Linked DNA regions of Homo sapiens: region 2 is linked to region 1. The links are chromatin contacts, found by Hi-C or POLR2A ChIA-PET in ENCODE. All regions are on one chromosome and are shown on one strand. The core of a region is the stretch at or near the end of the contact, and the rest is flanking DNA. Distances in the headings are between cores, read along the strand shown.

What was found. A loop is a pair of places that touch in the nucleus more often than their neighbours do. ChIA-PET counts read pairs that join two places held with the same protein, here RNA polymerase II (POLR2A). Pooled maps may share reads with other maps.
Region 2: a map of GM11168 shows a loop between it and region 1 (2.3-fold over the local background). The contact joins two enhancer-like sites. A Hi-C loop is called at or near these places in 24 of 168 maps with a recorded cell type or tissue (A673, B cell, CD4-positive, alpha-beta T cell and 18 more), 35 of 37 single-sample maps with no recorded cell type and 23 of 50 pooled maps. POLR2A ChIA-PET finds 5 or more read pairs at or near these places in 9 of 52 experiments (B cell, H1, HEK293 and 6 more).

Annotation. Positions count from the first base shown.
Region 1 is chr9:37,007,293-37,013,849 of GRCh38, reverse strand. The region is part of intron 3 of PAX5 (paired box 5); the gene reads left to right. It overlaps LOC105376032 (a long non-coding RNA gene), which reads right to left. Exons shown (of 4, transcript NR_188579.1): 4 at 4,798-6,400. Among named protein-coding and RNA genes, the nearest start is that of PAX5, 24 kb to the left of the region's middle. RefSeq lists an enhancer at 2,205-2,274. Within about 2 kb of position 3,606, at least 2 of the 41 ENCODE cell types and tissues checked have a DNase peak (open chromatin) inside an H3K27ac peak, as active enhancers do; they include B cell and OCI-LY7, where a contact is called at or near this core.
Region 2 is chr9:37,306,385-37,312,941 of GRCh38, reverse strand. All of the region lies in intron 5 of ZCCHC7 (zinc finger CCHC-type containing 7), which reads right to left. Among named protein-coding and RNA genes, the nearest start is that of LINC01627, 85 kb to the left of the region's middle. Within about 2 kb of position 3,746, at least 2 of the 41 ENCODE cell types and tissues checked have a DNase peak (open chromatin) inside an H3K27ac peak, as active enhancers do; they include B cell and OCI-LY7, where a contact is called at or near this core.

The sequences.
Region 1 (6,557 bases), core at 2,357-4,856:
CCTGCTATTTTGTAAATTGTTAGCCTGTTTTTCTTCTCTTGGCAAACCTTGACAGAGGCCCTGACATCATGCATGGTACAGGGGAGATAGAGGAGAATCAGGCACACAGTTTCTTGGTCTGTTCCAGAGGGGCTCTTTGTCCAGGGTGGGGTTCTGACATGCACTTAGAAGCCTGATGCACCTGGACAAAATTGCTGAGGGGATAGCAATGATGATGGTAGGTTTTGGGGAGGAGGGGATAACTCCTGTTCTTTTTATGGATTATAAGAGGCTCCATTGTGTTTTATGAGCCCCTTACTTCTGGCTCTTTGCGGGATTTCCACGACACAAAACAACATGACAGGCAGCTGGCCTGCTCTGCAGAGGAACATCAGCCAAACCCCTGGTCAGGCTTTGGGGACCCACAGGTTTCCCAACGTAGAGTACACATATAATTGGGGGTTCGCAAGATAACCTTAGGTAGTCCATGGGGGTCACAAAATCTAATGCCTTACATGGGGCCAGGCAGATAAGGTAATGAGGGAAGCAGGCCAGGCAAAAGACGATGGGGAGAGGTTGGGTCCCTGGCAAGCTAGGCAGCACAAGTCCGATTAAAGGGGCAGTGCTTCTTAGCTCCAGCCGAATGCTGCCAGGACCATGGGTCTGGTGTTTGCCAGATTTTTTGCATTCTTCAAGAGAAGGCAGAAGCTGGGGCTTGTGTAGATGTATGCATGGATATTTCTGTATGTGAAATCTCTATATTTAAATTAATTTTTTTTTTATGTAGAGATGGGGGTCTCCCTATGTTGCCCAGGCTGGTATCGAACTCCTGGGCTCAAGCAATCCTCCTACCTCAGCCTCCCAAAGTGCTGGAATTACAGGTGTGAGCCATCACACCTAGCTTAATCTATATATTTTTTTAACAGAGGCAACTAATTTCAATTAAAAATGCCTTGCAGGATGAGCATAACTTATTTACAGAGCATCGGTTTACATCCTCTATAATGCAAAGATGCAAGGGTGCACATTGTTTTCTAATACATTTATTTTAATGTATGTTAGAAAAACGTAAGTAACACACCAAACCAGTGAGTTTGTGAACTCCCCCTCAACACTCCCACCTACCCACTTACAGTAGGGAACTACAATTGCCTTATAAAATAAATTTATTTAAGTCAAAATTGAAGTGATGTGAAAGAAATGTATGAGGCAAATAGAGCAGTGGTTACAGATGTGGCAAAGACTGTGAAGGGGCATGGGATGTGTGGTCAAGAGAGATCACGGGCCCGCTGATGTTTTCTGCCTGGACCTGTGCTGTGGGGAATTTCTAACTGCTGTCTGTAGGGCCATGGCTAGCCTCAGGGGCGTCCTGAGTGTCCAGTCCAAAGCCATGGCCAGGCAGGCCATGCCTCTAAGGTGCTTTCATGTCTGTGGTCTCCTATAGTCCTTAAGGCTTGACTCTATCCTGTGGCAGTTGTAGCAACAGAGGCCAAGATGGAGAGTGCAGAGGAACAGTGACTTGGAGATAGACATGGGGGTAGAACCCAGGTTTCCCAACGGTAAAAGGAGGGCTAGTTTCTTTCCACCACTGCCCTGTAGGACTCTGCGAGTGACAGAACTGAGGATCTGTGAGATGAGAGACAAGAGGGAGGACAAGTATTTTCTTCTGCATTTCAGATCCTCGCGGGCTGCCCGTTCTGCTGCCTGGCTGCCTGCCCTCTCTCATCCTTAGCCTTCTCCAGTGCTCTTCACTGGGGGCTCCTTTTTGGGAGTATTCTCTGGCTCCTTCCTGCTCTCTTCAGTGACAGCTCACTAAGTGTAGGACAATCTCATGCGGCTGCCTTCCTCACCCCTAAACCCCCAAAGCCAGAGCCATCCCAGCATACAGTTTTATTTTTCAGATGAAGGCAAAGCTCCCACTGCATTCAGATGAATGCAGCTTCTAAATGCCTGCCTTGCAAATGACACTGTGTAAGAGGGTCCACATCTCTCCCAGCCCTTGCCTCCCTTGGAGGCAACTTTTCACCCTTTCTGATTTCAAACAGCTGGGGAGGGAGTGATGGCTGGATTTGTGGCTATTCTTATAGCCACAGGGGCATCTCCACGGTTCACCCCTAGGAGTATGTGACTTCCTGTTACCTTCCAGGGGACCAGCCTAGGAAACCATGACTGACAAGGGGTTAAGCATCACTGAACTAGTTCTGTTAGGCTTGTGGGGGATTTCCTGGGACACAGATCACCTTGTTCATTTGACTTCTTATGGACAAACGTGCTGGGAGGCTGCACAACCTGCAGGGATCGCTGGATCCAGTCTGAGTGTCCATTGGAGGTGGCCATCCCAAAGCTGACCCAAACGGTGGGTTGAATGGGGTCTTCCTTCTTCTATTCCAGCACCGTGGCCAAGGGGTGGGGAGTACAAGTGGCACTCCCAGCTTAGAGGGGCAGCTCTATTTAGTACCAACTGGTTGGGTCATGTGAGAACGTGAGGCCAGTATTGTTGGGTGTTCTGATTTTTCAAGAGAAGCTAGAATTCAGATATTTATGAAAAATCTCCCAACTTAAAAATATTAGCAACTAAGTCAAATAAAAACAAATATACTGTGCAGGCTAACAAAACTTGTCCCGGGCTGGAGGTGGCCCTGGGGAAGATGTTTTGTTAGTTCTGCTCTTAATTCTAATTTTGGTAGCAGGCCTTCTGAGATTGTTTATCCATTTCCTCTTTCTTTTTTTTTTTTTTTTTTTGTTTTTTTGAGACAGGGTCTCACTCTGTCACCCAGGCTGGAGTGCAGAGGCACAATCATGGTTCACTGCAACCTTGATCTCCCAGGCTCGGGTGATCTTCCCACCTCAGCTTCCCAAGTAGCTAGGACTACAGGTGCCACCACCATGCCTGGCTAATTTTTTGCATTTTTTGTAGAGATAGGGTTTCATCGTGTTGCCCAGGGTGGTCTCGAACTCCTGGACTCAAGTGATCCACTCACATCGACCTCTATCTGTGTCCTCTTTCTTCTCCACAACAGTCACAGGCCTGGGTGCCACCTGTGGGGCCCCTTGCAGCTTGGCACAGTTGGACCCCTGGGTTTTGAATTCTCGGCATAGCTGATGGCCCAAGCTTCTTACTGCACTGATGGCAGTTTGATCAGTGCCATAGATGTGGGTGTTTCTTCAGCCTTATCTTCCTGTTTCCTTTTTCAAGGCACCATGATTTTCTCTTTCACTGTAATTTTGTGAGGACTGGTGGTGGGGCGGGGGGCGTGGGATGATGGTGAGAAGCCTAGCCTTTCAAAGAAGGAAGAGTGATGTTTCCATGGGATCCTTAAATGCCACAAAGTCCCTCAGAGTTTTAAACCTCAAATTCTAAGTGGGTTTGAAATCCAAATAGCTTTTATGCCTCACATAGGAAGTATTTAGCAGAGGGACCGCGCTTCCTTTGAATGTGGCTTAAAGTAAAGTGCTGGGGCATGGGGGCTGGGAGTCTGGGCTGACTCGCTGTGCAATTCTGGGCAAGTCATTTGAGCATCTTGGGTTTTAGTTTCCTTATTCATAGGAAGAGTTTGATGCTGAGCTCCTTTCTCTGTTGGAACGTCTAGTGTGCTCTGCAGTACGGCAGCCAGGGTCCTGCTCACGCTCAGCAGGTAAGGGACGGGCAATTTGGTGTGACTGCCAACTCAGCCCAACTGTCCCTGGCTTAGAAAAGGTCCTGAGTGTGTTCTTATTGGATGAGTCTTGACAGCCTGTCATATTTAAAATTTAAAATTTGTTTAGAGTTGTTATGATTCAATTACAGTCTTGTTCTTCCCACTACAGTTTCTTCTCAGTGTAAGCTGATGCTCTTTGTTTTTACTTGGTGACTGCTAAAGGCAGATGAGCAAAATCTCTCACCCCTGGGGGCAGCTTCAGAGGCTTGCCTATAACTCTGAGATCCCCCTTTATAAAGGACAACCCTGATGCATTCTTAAAACAGTGTGAGAGTGGCTACCTTCCCCTCCCCAGCTTCCAAGGGGGCCACTTGTGCTTTATTATTATTATTATTTTTAATTTTTATGGGTGCATAGTAGGCATATATATATATATTTATGAGTACATGAGATATTTTGGTACAGGTATGCAATGAGTAATAACCCACCATGAAAAATGGGGTATGCATCCCCTCAAACATTTATTCTTTGTGTTACAAACAACCCAATTACACTCTTTTAGTTATTTTTAAATGTACAGTTAAATTATTACTAACTATAGTATCCTCATTGTGCTATCAAATACTAGGTCTTATTCATTCTTTCTATTTTTTTGCACCCATTGAGCATCTTTACTCCCCCACCGCCCTCGCCTTGTGCTTTTTAAAGCAAATGTGAAAAATATGAATATTTTAAGACGGAAGCTAGTCATTAATCTTTACAAAGACACCACTGAAAATAACATCTTACATTTAAGGAGCACCTAGTATGTAGCTACCACTGTTTTAAGTAATTCATTAATTTAATCCTAATAGTAATCCTATGAGATAGAAATGATTCTTAGTCCCATTTGCAGATGAAGAGACTGAGGCATAGAGAGGTTAAGTAATTTACCCAAGGTCATGTAGCTGGTAAATTGTAAGAGGGATGGGATTCAAACTCTAGTGGTCTAGTTCCAGAGCCTGTACACTGTGCTACTGCAGCCTCTTAATGATTTATAACAATTGATAATGCTTTCCCAGTGATATTTATAACTATTTTAAAAGAAAATGAGGAAAACATAATTTTCTTTGCTTTTTTACATACAAATTTAATAGTCAGACAATGATTTGAAAAGTAAGGATTTTAAGCTGAACTACAGTGACTTTTTTGCCATATATTTATTTGTAACTATATTTATGTCTGGTATATCCATATATTGACATATCCAGCAATATCTCTGTAGACACATACACACAGAGAAAGTGACATACACAAAAATATAAACATTAGGTCAGATGCCAGCTTACTTCCAGGTGACCAAAAAGAGAACCTCACTCCCAGAACTGGACATTTTATTATGACCCACTCTTCTCCCAAATGCCATGAGTTTTCTGGTTGTCCAATATGCTTCGAGTTTGCTTAGTTAAAATAAGTGGTTTGAATATTAGGGAAAACAAACAAACAATCTGAATGTATTTGAGGGAACACTTAAGCTGACTGATTAGAAAAGGGCAAGAGGCTCCTTGCTGAGCTCAAGTAGCCAGGCTCCAGATGGCCTGTGTGTGTGTGGTGAGACTATAGGGTGAACAGAAAAGACCATTTCAGGCTATCAGCTGAGGACACGGACTGCCCTTGGTGCCGAGCACCAAGCTGTAAGATCAGAAAGGGCAGAGAGGCTACTGCCCATTGAGTTTAAGGGGAGGCACCCACCTGCTACTTCTGTCATTCTTCATTTGTATAAGCTGGAGACCCAGTGCAGCCTCAGAATAAACTTTCAGATATTAATGGTCTGGAATGTGAAAAAGCTTCTCACAGAATGTTGCATGAAAAGAGCAGGCTGCAAAACTGTATACATGGAGGCTGAGTGCGGTGGCTCACGCCTGTAATCCCAGCACTTTGGGAGGCCGAGGAGGGCCGACCACTTGAGGTCAGGAGTTGGAGACCAGCCTGGCTAACGTGGTGAAACCTCTTCTTTACTAAAAATACAAAAATTAGGCAGTGGCATGCGCCTGTAGTCCCAGCTACTCGGGAGGCTGAGGCAGGAGAATCAGTTGAACCCTAGGGGCAGAGGTGGCAGTGAGCTGAGGTTATGCCACTACACTCCAGCCTGGGTGACAGAGAGAGACTTCGTCTCAAAAAGAAAAACAAAAAAGCAAAAAAACAAAAAAACTGGGCATGGTGGCGCATGCCTGTAATCCTAGATACTTGGGAGGATGAGGCAGGAGAATCACTCAAACCTGGGAGGCGGAGGTTGCAGTGAACTGAGATCGCACCACTATACTCCAGCCTGGGCAACAGAGCAAGACTCTGTCTCAAAACAAACAACCACCACAACAAAAAAAACTGTATACATGGCATAATCCTGATTTTGTTAAGAGAAAAATGGATATTTCTAAATATGCCCAGGAATGTTGGTATAAAGGAAATACACCAAAATACCGTTTTTAGATGTCTTCTTTATACTTTCCCATACTGTCCAAAGAGTCTACAATGAACGTATATTACTGTTATAATGAGAAAAAACTCTAATAAATGTCCTTTCAAAAGGTAATAGTTTGAGACTGGAATATAACTTTTCCAAAGAAACCGGACATTTTATTATGACCCACTCTTCTCCCAAATGCCAAGGAAGGAGCTTTCTGGTAGATCCGAAGGAGCTTTTCGCGTGGCCCTGTTCTGCTGCTCTCAGATGCGCCGGACTTGCTGTCTTGCGCATGCGTGGTCCTTGCTGGACGTCTACAAACTCTTCAGAGCCTAAGGTTCTGCAGAAGGATGTTAGAGCGGTCAGATGGCCAAGGGAAGGCAGTACTGCTATTATCTCTTTTATGTACGGGGTTTTTCCATAAGATCTTTTTTCTTTTCCGAAAATGATTTGGTTACTTAAAATAAGCAGAGTGGTCTGTTCCAACTCCGTCATTG
Region 2 (6,557 bases), core at 2,497-4,996, 300 kb before region 1:
TGTTGGGGAGGCGGCATTTTAATTTTAATTATTTATTCTTATTTATGCATTCTCATTTTCATTAAGTAGATTTGAATATATCAGTGGTTTCTCTTCAAATAAGTTGAGCAGGGAAATTAGCTTGTTCATGATTATTTGCTATCTGAATCTTAATTTTATCATTTCTTAAAAAAATGTTTTTTGTAGATATAGGGTCTCACTATATTGCATAGGCTGGTCTCTAACTCCTGGCCTCAGGCAGTCCTCCAGATTTGGCCTCCCAAAGGGCTGGGTTGTGGTTACTGGCATGAGCCACTGCGCCCAGCCCTCTATATTATTTCTTAAAACTGCATGTGAATCTATAATCATGTCAAAATAAAAAGACACAGTTACTTGGCTCCCTTCTTAGGTCTACGTCACACTTTCTACATTTTCTAGGTATGCATCATCTGCAAGTCACTAAGTTTAGAGTCTTCTAAGACTCTTTTATTTATCACCACCCTGATGTACTTTCACATTACACTTTACACTGTTCTTAACACACCCACCTTTCCTATTATACTCTGAGTTCCTCAAGGGCAGGGATCATGTTTTATTCATCTTTTTTTCCCCTAGTACTTGGAATACTGTCTGGCATATAAGAGGCAACCAGCAAATTTTTGCTAAATGAACAAATGTAGAAAGTTTATTTGGGTGGTAGAACACTGGAGATGTTTTTGAATAAAGGTAGAACCGCCATTACACAAAATATGTGAATTAAGCAAGTCTTTAAATTCAAATCTTGGCTTAGTTATTCAGCACAATAATATGTTTCAGCCATTCTTATTTCTGGCCAGTCATATCTGAGTAAGACTGTGGAAAGGATAAGGGGAGGAAATCATATGAATACTACTCAGTGCTCCTTGGAGTACACTAAAAATAAAATAAATACCTGTTTCTTAAATAATTACCTTTACAAAAATAATGCTCTAGTAACTCTCCATTCTGGATTTGACAAGTATGAAATGATTTGTACTAGATGCTTTGTATTTCCTGCTGGAAATCTCCAAGTTTAATAAAAATCTAAATAAAAGACATTAGTTTTCAATTTTACATATATATTTATTGAAGAAACATCATTGAGCACTCACGTGTATGTTAAATACTACACAGTTTAAACTGAGTTCTCCTTAAAATAAACTTTTGCACTGTGAAAAATATTGTAGTATATGGCTGATATGGGAGCATTTTTCTAGCATCAAAAAAGTAAAAAGGCCGGGCGCAGTAGCTCACGCCTGTTAACCCCAGCGCTTTGGGAGGCCAAGGCGGGCAGATCACCTGAGGTCAGGAGTTCGACATCAGCCTGGCCAACATAGTGAAACCACACCTCTACTAAAAATACAAAAATTGGCCAGGTGTTGTGGCTCATGCCTGTAATCCCAGCTACTTGGGAGGCTGAGGCAGAATTGCTCGAATCTGGGAGGCAGAGGTTGCAGTGAGCCGAGATCACACCTCTGCACCCTGGGCGGCAGAGTGAGACTCTGTTTCAAAGATAAAAATAAAAATAAATAAATAAAGGAATCAAGTGAAATATGTTCTATGAATTATTTTCTCCCACTGTATTAAAAAATCAGACTTTAACAGTTATTTAGCATGGACTGGGATAACACACTGAGCAGGGAATTTGAGAAAAAAATTGCTGAATAAAGGTAGGAAATTTAGGAGGTTTGGGTTTTGATTATATCTGACACTGACTAACTCAGTCATTATGCTTTAATAAAAAAGGATGGCAATCTGAACAATTAATAAAGATTGCTGAAGCTGCAATGGTCTCTTGTGAGCAGTAAAGCTCTATGGTATCACAGAATTGGCTCTGTATCTGAAAATCAACATTCTATACTGCTTTCTTGATCCCCAGGGGTTTTTTAAAGTGCTGACAACCTAAGGTAAAATTTATTTTTGTTTGGAAAATATTTTTCTTTATGTGTTTTATAATATATTGATTTTTTTTTTTTTTTTTTTTTAAAAAGAGAGAGTCTTACACTGTCACCCAGGCTGGAGTGCAGTGATGTGATCACAGCTCACTGCAGCCTTGATCTCCTGGGCTCAAGCAATCCTCCCATCTCAGCCTCCCGAGTAGCTGGGACTACAGGTGCGTGCCACCCTGCCTGGCTAATTTTTAAATTTTTTTTTTGGTAAAGAGTGGGAGTCTCACTATGTTGCCCCAATGTCATGAGTGTTATATTAAAGTTGCTTATTAGAGCTATAATATCTGCATATTTAAGAAAGAAAGTTGAGAGATCCTCCGAGTAGGAGATAAACTGATGATTCCTTGATTGCCAATATGTAAGCTTTCTCCACATAGTCATAAAGTATAGCATCATTTTAGCTTTTAGACCTTAGACTTATTAACCTTGTAATGTCTCAGTTTTCAGTTTGTAAAATAGGAGTAATAAATAGTACCTACACTTCATATCCTGCTTATGAGGATTAAATCTACTGAACACCTACTATATGCTAAGGGCATAGTGGTGAATGAAGCACTCCTCCAGCACAGTAAACACACAATTATGTATGGCTGTTGTTATCTTGGAAATGTCAGAGATAGCTCACAGAATAGGTTTCTGTGTGCAAGCTAAAGGTATACAGACATTTAAAAATTCTCTGTATATTTAAAAATTGTTGGCAAGTGAGGAGAGAAACTATAGCAGATTCAGAAACAGGATTCTTTCCATAATCCAGGTTCTTGTCTTCTGAAAGGGACTAATGATGCAGGTTGACTTTAGTAGGCCTTGAGCCATCTTTTTATCCTTCACCTCATAAAACTCTGGAATTTCAACCAAATACTTTTACAGAAGTAGTTAACCAATGAGCAATTTCCAACAGATTTTAGGAAAAAGCTTTTCATTACAGAAAGGATTTGAATATGACTCGACAGTTTTCACTACAAATTCTCTTTGCATACATATATCTGGTAATCTGGCCAAACAGAGGTCTAGGTGTGTGACTATGGGAATATATAAAGTAAAAGGGCAAGTTTCTTTCATTTTTTTTTTTTTTTTTGGAAACAGTCTCACTCTGTTGCCCAGGCTGGAGTTCAGTGGTGCAATCTCGGCTCACTGAAACCTCTGCGTCCTGGGTTCTAGCAATTCTCATGCCTCAGCCTTCCCAGTAGTTGGAATTACAGGTGTGCACCACCACACTCAGCTAACTTTTGTACTTTTAGTAGGGATGGGGTTTTGCTGTGTTGGCCAGGCTGGCCTCAAACTTGTGGCCTCAAGTGATCTGCCTACCTCGGCCTCCCAAAGTGCTGGGTAACAGGCATGAGCCACCACGCCCAGCCTTGGAAGTTTCTCAATATCGTCAATTTATAAAAGGTTAGAAATCCTCTGTGAATGAGCAGAAAGTCCAGTAGGTGGGAAGATGAAAATGACAAAGAATGGTAGAGGATAGTATTGCTAGAGGGTATAAGCCTTAAATAAGCCAAAGGTATTTACATAAAAAGGGTTGAGTAATGACTTAAAAGCAGCCATGGCATGTGAGAAAGAGGCTGATATCATCTCTTAAGATTCAGGGTCACGGAAGATGAGCAGCAAGCATTTGATAGGGCTGCAGAGGAAACAAATTTTCTGTGGAGGCCCAGGTTTCAAGACAGACCTAAAGCATGTACAGTTCCAACAACATGGGGCCAGAATGACTCGGCTTCCATGTGAATTCTCATGAAGTTTCTGGGGTGGTGGAAGGACTATGAGCCTTGCCACAAGGAGTCAGTAGAGCCCAGGCTTGACTGGGCTGCGAGGGAATCCTACACCAGGTGTGTAGGCTACAAAGACCAGCTTCCAGAACCTTCGCCATGTAATTACAACAAATATAGTAGATACTGGTAGATTTGGGGAAAAGAGTACTGCCTTCTCTGAAGCTGGTCACAGCCCAACCCTATTTTATTTTATTTTTTGAGATAGGCTCTCACTATGTTGCCCAGGCTGTTTTTTTTTTTTTTTTTGGATACAGACTTTCACTCTGTTGCCAGGCTGGAGTGCAGTGGCATGATCTTGGCTCACTGCAACCTCTGCCTCCCAGGTTCAAGCGATTCTCCTGCTTCAGCCTCCTGAGTAGCTGGGACTACAGGTGTGTACCACCACGCCCAGCTAATTTTTGTATTTTTAGTAAAGACTGGGTTTCACACCATGCTGGCCAGGATGGTCTCGATCTCTTGACCTCGTGATCCACCTGCCTCGGCCTCCCAAAGTGCTAGGATTACAAGTGTGAGCCACCAGGTTTTAAACTCCTGGGATTAAGAGATCCTCCTGCATTAGCCTCCTGAGCAGCTGATATTACAGGAGCATACCATGATTTTAATCTTATTTAAAAAAACCTACATTCATTGGGATTATTAATTCTCATTTTAGATAATAATTTAACATATATTAGAGGCCAAAATCAAGAAGTTAAGAGGAATGGCCTATAGAATTAACACAGATGATTATATAACCTTTTACAAGTAATTTTTAACTGTTCTGTAGTACAGTTTCTTGTTTTTAAAAAATTGCCTATGATAATGTCTTACTCCCCTTCTTTATCACAGGCAAATAAGACCATATTTGTCAGAGCTCTTTGGAAGAAAACAGTAAAAAAAAAACAGATGCTATTAAAGATAACTGCCAAACTAGAAAATCTTGCTAAGAAAATTATAATTGACAACTTAATGCAGACAACAACATAATGCTAGGACAATTCAGGATTTATCATTTTTAAGACTTGGTAAACACTAAAAAATAAGACTAAAGTACTTTGGAATGAAATGACAACTTCTATCTATATAGCCTTGAGAATAGAGTATTCAAATTAATTAACCATATACCACTTTATTAATAACCAAAGAAATACAAATTAAAACAATAAAATATCATTTTTTGGTCTGACCAGCCAAAAATTTTAAAGACTGATAATACTTAATGTTGATGAGTGCAGTGCTCATTTCTCTTAACACTGCTGGTAGGTAGATACATTGGTACAATCTTTTAGAAGAGCAATTTGACAATACTTATCCAGACATAAGTGTACGTCTTTTAATTTCACAATTCCATTTATAAAATATGACTTACCAAAACATTATTAAATGCACCACTGTTTGTTTAAAAAATGGGTAACAATTTAAGTATAAATTTGCTGGTGGAATTACAATAAATAATTGTCATGTTATTTACATGAGAAATACATATATATACCAAACACTCATACTCTAATCTGTTTTAATCTGAAATTCATTTCAACAGAAAGCCATACTAATTTATTGAGCAAAAGATTATAGGTGTATTTCAGACATGCATTAAAAAGGGCTGTAAGAAAAAAGACTATAGGTGTATTTCAATATAAATAAAATTAGAAAAATATTTCTGCTTTCGTATCATGACTTTGGGGAAGTACATATTAAAGTACTTTTATTATTTTAAAAAATAGGTAAGTAATGCTTTAAAAAAGAGAATGAGAGACACCCCTTTCATAAATACCCCTTAAATCAATTAGAATTGCCACTTAGGTATGAGGATGAAAAATGACTTTGTACTGATTAGCTGTTAATATAAAATAAACATATGTTACTATGTAGTAAGAAACGCAATTAAGACCTAAAATGAAAGACTCTTAATGAGACACTCATTAGGAATTAGGGTAAACTGAATGTAGAAAACTACATATTCCACATCAAAGCTGTATTTGCTTATTTCAACAGCCCTCTGGTCTTTGAAATTATGACTAAACTCCATATACATTTACAACAATACAATGCAAATAGTGTCCAAAACAGCATTTTTAATATGCTGCAATTTAAAGTAATGGCTGCCTTGTCCTTCTTTCCTTAGACTATTAGACCAGCAAAATCATTGATAAGAAGAATCAGGCCAGGTGTGGTGGCTCACACCTGTAATCCTAGCACTTTGGGAGGCTGAAATGGGTGGATCACCTGAGGTCAGGAGTTCGAGACCAGCTTGACCATGGTGAAACCCTGCTGTCTACTAAATATACAAAAATTAGCCAGGCATGGTGGTGGGCGCCTGTAATCCCAGCTACTTGGGAGGCTGAGGCAGGAGAATCACTTGAACCTGGGAGGCAGAGGTTGCAGTGAGCCAAGATCATGCCACTGCACTCTAGCCACCGTGACAGAGCGAGACCCTGTCTCCAAAAAAAAAAAAAAAAAAAAAAAAAAAAAAAAAAAAAAAAAAGGTCGGGTACAGTGGCTCATGCCTGTAATCCCAGCACTTTGGGAGGCCGAGGCGGGCGGATCATGAGGTCAGGAGATCGAGACCATCCTGGCCAACGTGGTGAAACCCCGTATCTACTAAAAATAAAAAATTAGCCAGGTGTGGTGGCACGTGCCTGTAATCCCAGCTACTCGGGAGGCTGAGGCAGGAGAATCGCTTGAACCCAGGAGTTGGAGGTTGCAGTTAGCTGAGATCACGCCACTGCACTCCAGCCTGGGCAACAGAGCGAGACTCCATCTCAAAAAATAAATAAATAAAATAAAAATAAAAAAAGAAGCATCAAAATAGGCTTCCATTAAACATCTGTATATAACTGCTAATTGTGCATATATTTTCATT